Regions from separate parts of the Homo sapiens genome. Here region 1 is linked to region 2. The links are chromatin contacts, found by Hi-C or POLR2A ChIA-PET in ENCODE. All regions are on one chromosome and are shown on one strand. The core of a region is the stretch at or near the end of the contact, and the rest is flanking DNA. Distances in the headings are between cores, read along the strand shown. Region 1 overlaps GCH1 (GTP cyclohydrolase 1). Region 2 holds the start of PTGER2 (prostaglandin E receptor 2).

Evidence for each region. Hi-C counts contacts between places; a loop is a spot of excess contacts on that map. ChIA-PET counts read pairs that join two places held with the same protein, here RNA polymerase II (POLR2A). Pooled maps may share reads with other maps.
Region 1: a pooled map shows a loop between it and region 2 (2.3-fold over the local background). The contact joins the enhancer-like site here to the promoter of PTGER2 in region 2. A Hi-C loop is called at or near these places in 2 of 50 pooled maps. POLR2A ChIA-PET finds 5 or more read pairs at or near these places in 2 of 52 experiments (activated CD4-positive, alpha-beta T cell and activated naive CD4-positive, alpha-beta T cell).

The regions. Positions count from the first base shown.
Region 1 is chr14:54,889,511-54,893,703 of GRCh38, reverse strand. The region is part of intron 1 of GCH1 (GTP cyclohydrolase 1); the gene reads left to right. Among named protein-coding and RNA genes, the nearest start is that of GCH1, 11 kb to the left of the region's middle. RefSeq lists an enhancer at 2,741-2,990. Within about 2 kb of position 2,768, at least 3 of the 41 ENCODE cell types and tissues checked have a DNase peak (open chromatin) inside an H3K27ac peak, as active enhancers do.
Region 2 is chr14:52,311,741-52,315,709 of GRCh38, reverse strand. PTGER2 (prostaglandin E receptor 2) reads right to left here and starts at 1,398. Exons shown (of 2, transcript NM_000956.4): 1 at 319-1,398. The coding sequence starts at 1,161. RefSeq lists enhancers at 504-643, 664-813, 1,048-1,607, 1,608-2,168 and a silencer at 1,334-1,443.

The DNA.
Region 1 (4,193 bases), core at 1,519-4,018, 2.6 Mb before region 2:
GCAATATTATTCCCATTTTATACATAAGGAAATTGGGGCACAGAGAGAACTTTCCCAAGACTGTATCTTGAAAGTGGCGGAGCTGAGAGGATGATATAGAAAGAGAATCATTGTAATCTCTGGTAGGTGATTTAATTTTAATAATAATATTTTACTGATTTATTTGAATGATTTCTCCCTTCTTCCTCACCTATCCCCGCTTTTGTATTTTCTCTGCTATTTGCTTTGTCCACCTCTAGAAACCCTTCCATGCCTGGGCATTCCCCACCTGACTCATTTGCCAGTGATTTCTATATGAGGACTGTAATTTGAGTCTAGTATTTGGTTGAGTAGACTGCAGTGTTAAAACTCACCAGGAGAGGGCAACTGTCTAATCATTGGATCCCAGATTATGAATCCTGGATTATGTGAACAATTCTCAGTTCCAGGTTATGCAAACAAATATGTTTCCCATGGTTATAAATTTGCTAGAGTCTATAGTAATTAGATTGGGATATAATTTGTGTTGGGTTATGCAAAGAGTATCTGAACCAAGTTAAATCTGTTATACTCAAGGCCAAGAGGACATTCATTTACTAGAATTTTATTCTATTGGAGCCCATTAGTAGAAATATTTATTTATTTGGAGGCAGAGTCTTGCTCTGTCACCCAGGCTGGAGTGCGGTGGCATGATCTCAGCTCACTGAAACCTCTGCCGCCCAGGTTCAAGCAATTACCCTGCCTCGGCCTCCCGAGTAGCTGGGATTACAGGTGCCCACCACCATGCTCGGCTAATTTTTGTATTTTTAGCAGAGACAGGGTTTCACCATGTTAGCCAGGTTGGTCTCCAAGTCCTAACCTCAAGTGATTGGCCTGTCTCAACCTCCTAGAGTGCTGGGATTACAGGCATGAGCCACCGCACCCGGCCGGAAACATACAATGTTTGTCCTTCATGTCTGGCTTATTTTACTTTGCAAAATGTCTTCAAGGTTCATCCACATTAAAAACATCTATTTTATTTTTATTTTTATTTTTTGAGATAGAGTCTTGCTCTTCCGCCCAGGCTGGAGTGAAGTGGTGTGATCTTGGCTCACTGCAACCTCTGTCCCCTGGGTTCAAGCAATTCTCCTGCCTCAGCCTCCTGAGTAGCTGGGATTACAGGTGCCCACCACCATGCCTGGCTAATTTTTGTATTTTTAGTAGAGACTGGGTTTCACCGTGTTGGCCAGGCTGTTCTTGAACTCCTGACCTCAGATGATCCGCCCGTTTCTGCCTCCCAAAGTGTTGGGATTACAGGCGTGAGCCACCACATCAGTAATTCATTCTGTACAATGTTGTATATTCTCAACACATATTATATTTTAATTTCCTTATTTCAAGAAAACCTTAGAATTGAAGATACAGTAGTTCCCCTTATCCTTGGGGATCTGTTCCAAGACCCCCAGTGGGTGCCTGAAACTGAGGGTAGTACCAAACTGGATTGCCATCATTCAGAATAAATTTCTGTTTGTGTCTTCTACCCACAAATTTCATGCCTTTTCCATCTTAACTAAGCACTTACCATGTGCTGTGGCCATAGCTTTTGCAGTCTGAAGTACAATAACAATACTAGCATGAATTTTTTTTTCCTCCTTCACAGTTTCACAGATAGAAGATTTGTTCTTAATATAGTTTTAGCAACCTCAGCGTAATGATTTTGTTCATTAATAAACTGAGAACTTTAATCTTTTTCACTTGAAGGAAACACAGCTTCTCTTTGGCATAACTGAATTGCCAACGTCACTACTCTTGTGGTTTAGGGCCATTGTTAAGTAAAATAAGGGTTACTTGAAAACAAACACTGCAAAACTGAAGGTTGATTTGATCACTGAGATGGATACTAAGTGACTATTAGGTAGGAAGCATAGACAATGTGGATGCTCTGGACAAAGGATTGATTCATATTCTGGGCAGAAGGGCTGGAGATTTCATCGCAATACTCAGAATAGCGTGCATTTTAAAACTTATGAATTGTTGGCTGGATGCGATGGCTCATGCCTGCAGTTCCAGCACTTTGGGTGGCCGAGGCAGGTCACTGACTTGAGCTCAGGAGTTAGAGACCAGCCTGACCAACATGGCCAAACCTCATTTCTACAAAATGTACAAAAATTAAGCAGGCATAGTGGCATGTGCCTGTAATCCCAGGTACTCGGGAGGCTGAGGCACGAGAATCACTTGAACCCGGGAGGCGGAGGTTGCAGTGAACTGGGATTGCACCACTGCATTCCAGCCTGGGTGACAGAGGGAGACTCTGTTTAAAAAAAAAAAAAAAAAAAAAAATGCCAGGCATGATGGCTCATGCCTGTAATCCCAGCACCTTGGGAGGCCAAGGAGGGCGTATCATTTGAGGTCAGGAGTTCGAGACCAGGCTGGCCAACATGGTGAAACCCCCATCTCTACTAAAAATACAAAAAAATTTGCTGGGCATGGTGGTGCACACCTGTAATCCCAGCTGCTAGGGAGGCTGAGGCAGGAGAATTGCTTGAACTTGGGAGCCGAAGGTTGCAGTGAGCCGAGATTGTGCCACTACACTCCAACCTGGATGACAGAGTGGGACTCTGTCTCAAAAAGAAAACAAACAAAAAAACCTTATGAATTGTCTATTTCTGGAGTTTTTCATTTAGTATTTTCAGACCATGTTTGACCAAGGGTAACTGAAACTGTGAAAAGTGGAACTGTAGATGGTCTCTATGAGTAGTCACTGTTAAAGGGGAAACAAAGATGATTGTTGGCCTGATCTTGGCCTTCAAGGAGTAAAGGGGTTCTGTGTAGTCAGAGGGAAGCTGGGTGCTTCTGGTGGAGAGACAGGAAAGTCCAGATGTTATGGAGAAAGTAGCTTTTGAGTTGAACCTAGAAGGAAATTCATTTTGAGTTTTTTTGGGTTGTTTGTTTTTTGCAGAACGTGTCCATGCTGGTTTAGAGATTATGGTCTAAGTGTTTTTCAATAAAAGGCATACACTAACATTCATAGTTACCTGTACCAGAGTTAAAATTAAATGGAGTTTTCAAGGCAATTAGATTTATTTTAAACTTTTAAAAGATCAATATTAATGGCATTAGGGCCAGCTCCTTTATCTGATGTCTTTAAAGTTCATTCTGGCCATAGTCAACCCTTGTAATGAATTTTAACCTGACACATGTTGCTACTTCATCTAGTCTTTGTAACCTGGTTATTTATTTATTTTTTGAGATGGAGTTTTGCTCTTGTTGCCCAGGCTGGAGTGCAATGGCGCGATCTCGTCTCACCGCAACCTCCACCTCCCAGGTTCAAGCGATTCTCCTGCCTCAGCCTTCCCAAGTAGCTGGGATTATAGGCATGCGCCACCAAGCCTGGCTAATTTTGTGTTTTTAATAGAGATGGGGTTTCTCCGTGTGGGTCAGGCTGGTCTCGAACTCCTGACCTCAGGTGATCCGCCCACCTCGGCCTCCCAAAGTGCTGGGATTACAGGCGTAAGCCACCGCTCCCGGCCTGGTTATTTGTTTTATCTGCAATTATTCTTTCTCGTGAATCCCCTTGGCTAATCATGCTCACAAAGTTCTGACACATATACCACCTGAATATTTCTAGAATCTGAGTCATCTTTCACTTAAATTACAATAACCTCTTAACTGGCCTTCTTGCCTCCTAGCTTGTCCTGCTCTGATCCATTCATGCCAAAGTGATTTTTCTAAAATTGAATAAGTTTTTTCCTTGCAAAAAACACTTGATTGATTTTCTGTTGTCTTTCCTCACCATTGCTGTGAGGTTTTGTTCTGTTGTAGCCTCTTGCTACATTTTTTGGCATTTTTTTCTTATCTTCCATCGCATTTCCTCATATAGGGCAATTTAGTATTTTAGTTTAGTGCATAGTTTAGTGCACAGTTAATCTGAGAAACCACTCTGTCTCATTTCCTTGCTGGAGCTGGAGACCCAGGTGAAGATCCTGAGGTTTGTTCTTTTGCAATGTTTGGCCTTTATTATCTGCCCTCCTCCTGTAATTTATTTTACTGTCCTTTTTGTTTTTGGTTGGCAACCATGGGGAGGTGGCTGCTGCCTCTTGCTTATCAACAACTGTTGCTTATGGAGACTTCTGTGAACAAGCAGCCAGGTTTAGGTGAGGAAATTGGCCGTGACTGAATTCTGGGTGAATTTTTCGAGGTCCAGTTGGTCCAAATGTTTGTGATGTGCAGTCCTA
Region 2 (3,969 bases), core at 149-2,648:
AGGCAACAGCGAGAAAGGGACACTGCCCAGGGCTAGGATGAGGAGATTGGCTAGCTTAGCTGAGGCCCAGGACTCCCTTTCGGACGGTCTGTATTATTGTATAAGAAACTCTAGCCTAGCAACGCCCATAAGCCAGGATAAGGAAGTGGGCTAAAGAGGAGGGGAAACTAGTGGGGAAGGCTACAGATCTTTACAAATTAGGACATATTTTTACAAGTTGCAAAAAGTTTGTAGGGCGGTGGAAAGGGTGGAGGCGTCAGGGGAGAGCATGAGAAGGCTGAGCAGAGCCGGGCTGTGGAAACGTAGGGAGTGACTTACCGTGAAAGGCAAGGAGCAGACGGCGAAGGTGATGGTCATGATAGCCAGGAGAATGAGGTGGTCCGTCTCCTCCGCCATGGACACCCTTTCCCCTCTCCTGCGGGCCCCGGGGCCGCCCCGGCCACTGCCCAGGGAAGGTCCGCAGCGGCTTCTCCGGCTTCGGCGGTGCATGCGGATGAGGTTGAGAATGACACTGAAGTTGCAGGCGAGCACCGAGACAATGAGAAGCAGCAGCAGGGTGGCGTACAGCTGCAGGTAAGCGGTCCGCCCGTGCCGGATGAAGCACCAGGTCCCGGGGCAGTACTGGACGTACTGCCCATAGTCCAGCAGCGGCAGCGAGCAGAAGAGCAGGGAGACTGCATAGATGACAGGCAGCACGGCCAGGCCCCCGGAGCGCGAGACGCGGCGCTGGTAGAAGTAGGGGTGCCCGATCGAGAGGTAGCGCTCCAGGGCCATGGCGAAGAGCATGAGCATCGTGGCCAGGCTGAAGAAGGTCATGGCGAAAGCGAAGTAGGTGCACGCGCGGCTCTCGGGCGCCAGTGCCACCAGGGTCTGGTTCCGCGCGTACGAAGCCAGTACCACTGGGCTGATGAGGCAGGTCCCGAGCAGGTCGGTGAACACCAGCTCGGTCACCAGCACGTGGAACAAGGAGAGGGAGCTCCTGCGGCCGGCGCTGCACCCCACGTCCCCCCGCCAGCGGCGCGCCAGCAGCGCCAGTGCTATGAGGTTCCCCAGCACCCCGGCCGAGAACATGACGGAGCTGATGGCTGGGCTTTCGCCTGGGGGAAGCCACTGTCGCGTCTCGCAGTCCTCAGACTGGGAGTCATTGGAGGCATTGCCCATGGTGGGGTGCCTGGAAAAGAGATGCGCCCTCCTCTCCCGGCCTTTACCTGGGAGGAAGAGGGTCTGAGAGCCGGAGCGTTCCGAGACTCAGAGGAAAAAGGGGAGGGACCGAAATCCAGAGCCCCCTTCCCGCACCCAGCGCGCCGACGGCGGCTTGCCCTGGGTCTCCCGCCGCGCGCCGAGTGGCGGCTCGGCTGCTGCATCCGAGCGGCGCTCGAGGCTCCCGCGCCTACCCGCGCCGGCCAAGGCCGGGAGCCAGAGCCTAGGGGAGCCGTCGTCTCCGCCCCCGCACTGTCGGGGGGCGGGCCCAAGAGTGCTGGCCAGGCCTTGCAAGTGCGAGTGTCCGCGAGCTGCAGGGGAGGCAGGACGCGTCACACTCGCGGGGGCGTTCCGAGTCCCTGGGGCGCGCCGGCGGGGAGGGAGAGAAGGAGTCTGAGCACCCGCTGGGCGCGGCACTGGGCAGAGGCGCGCGTGTTGCCGGTGTACTGAAGCTGCCCGCGACCGGCGGGAGCGGCGTTTCTCGCTTCCTCGGGGTCCGGTACTCGAAGCGCACGGCAGTCTGACCTCGGCTGGGAAGCGTTAAGCCCCAGCAGAGGGCTGGGAGGGAGTGCAGGAGCACTTGCGGGGTCTGCGCAGAATACACAGAAGATCGGGGCAACGAGCAAAGCAAAGCAACTCACCAAACAATGAAGTTAGGAGAACCCAATCCCGTGAAATGAGCGGAACAAGGGAATAACAGTGCAAAGGCAGCTTGAAGTAAGACCAGAATGTTTTGCTTTGTTTTTACTATTCCCAGGAAGATACACTAAGAGGTTGGGACAAAAATTGGGATGAAGCGTAAAGCAAGTGTGTCCATCCAAGGAACCAAACCACACAATGCGCACCACCGAGCGGCCTGTTGCACTGCCGCTTTGATTCGGTTACTAGCATTTCACCGTTTCCTATGTCAACAGCATAACGGATAACCACTTGTTTAAGCAACCATTAAAAAAAGAGGAGTGTGTCTTATACAGAATTGTGTTTGTGGATACAACATGAAAACCATTGCACATCACTGTTCTGTCCTTAAGCTGAGCCTTGTAAGAAAATGTTGATATTTTGTTTAGCCGTTTATCTTTACATGTTGTTAACCACGTAGTATCCATCCAGAAAGACTTGTTCCTGGCAAAGTGTATTGGTAAGTGGCCAGTTTCAGACTGGAGCTGACAGTAATGGTTTCCTACCACATATTGTCATAATTGCAGAGTCGTGAAAATGGGCTGATATTTAACACAAAACAAAACAAAACAAAATCCAGTTTGGCAGACAACATAGGTAATTGTGTTCTGTAAGAAGTCACATTCACTTGGGGAAGGGAGGCCAACTGGGAAGTGAAGGGTCTGATCTGCCTAGGGAACTGGCAAGAAAGACAGTCATAACGTGGGAGGAAGCAAAGATTGCCTGCTGAAGAGCCTATCTTGCTACAGCCTGCTTACTCTCCATGAATATTTTTTGCCAACTTTGATGATTCTGGCCTGGGGATTGGAATGCGGAGTTGGGGGGGGTGGTTCCCACTAGAACAAGCATAATTTACTGGATCGCTTGCAAAGTTTACAGGCCGGTTTTCACATGTCAGCAGGCACTACTTCAATCCCTAAACTTCTCATGGCATGGATTCCTAGGAAAGAGGATCTTAACTCCTACAGTTTTTCTTTCAAGCTGTAAACTCTGCAGGTCAGTAACAACTTATTACCAATCTTTGCCATCCATCTCTGACTATTCCCCTACTCCAACATTCCCCCATCTCACCCCAAGCAATGGGGAAACATCAAACTTAAATCAGAAGTATTTCTTAATAGGAAAACACTATGATTTATAGCATAATTCTGCACTGCAGTTTTACTATTAAATAAGGGATTTTAGATTCACTGAATTTGCACAGTGCTTATTTTCCGAATATTTTTATACCTTTTTAATTTTCATAAGGCCCCTCACAACAAAAACCTACTATTTAACCTTTCCTATATATTTGTCTCTAGCTTTTCTTTGGATGGGTACCTGGTGGCAGGCCGGCCCCTGGTTTTTGTGAATACGAGAGCAAGAGTGCAGTTGAAGATCCTCCCCCAGGCCCCTGCCCCCTTGTCTTCCTAACCCCTGACTCAGTCTTGCACCACAAGGAGTCTTGCACAGAAATATGTGGAGAGTATAGTTCAATATGTGGACAGTATAGTTCAATATGTGGACACTATAGTTGTTGATAACCAAGCTCTCTCCCCAAAGCCACCTTGGTCCTGGGAATATGCATCTCAAACATGCAAATGACCCTTGATTGGATGGACCTAGGGAAGATGCCTGATCAAGCCCTGGAAGCGAGTTATGGGACCAACATTTGAGCAGGAAATTTCATGATCTCAGGTACCTGGAAGGTGGTCTAGAATGGAGGGGTAATGGGGTCTGGGTGAATAGTGCCCTGAGGGTGTCTCACCTGTGGTAAGGTATGTGACAAGAGGAAGACTAGAGTGGGCCCTATAAATCTTGGGAGGCCAGTATCCTATTAATTACTGTGCTGCTCAGCATTGCTTGTTCAAATTACTCCTTTTAATTGCTTCCAGCATTTGGACAGAATACATACATATGTGTGTGTGTGTGTGTGTGTGTGTGTGTGTGTGTGTTTGGTTTAGCAGTTTGCTGTGTTCCCTGTTGCTAGATTGCTGAGTAGGAGAGTTGATAAGTTTGCTGTCGCTACGTAGCAACTGGACCATCACGTTTGTTCCTTTAAGTGCAAGTCTAATCTTGCTTGTCAGTTACCCCCAGTTAATTTTGTGGTTT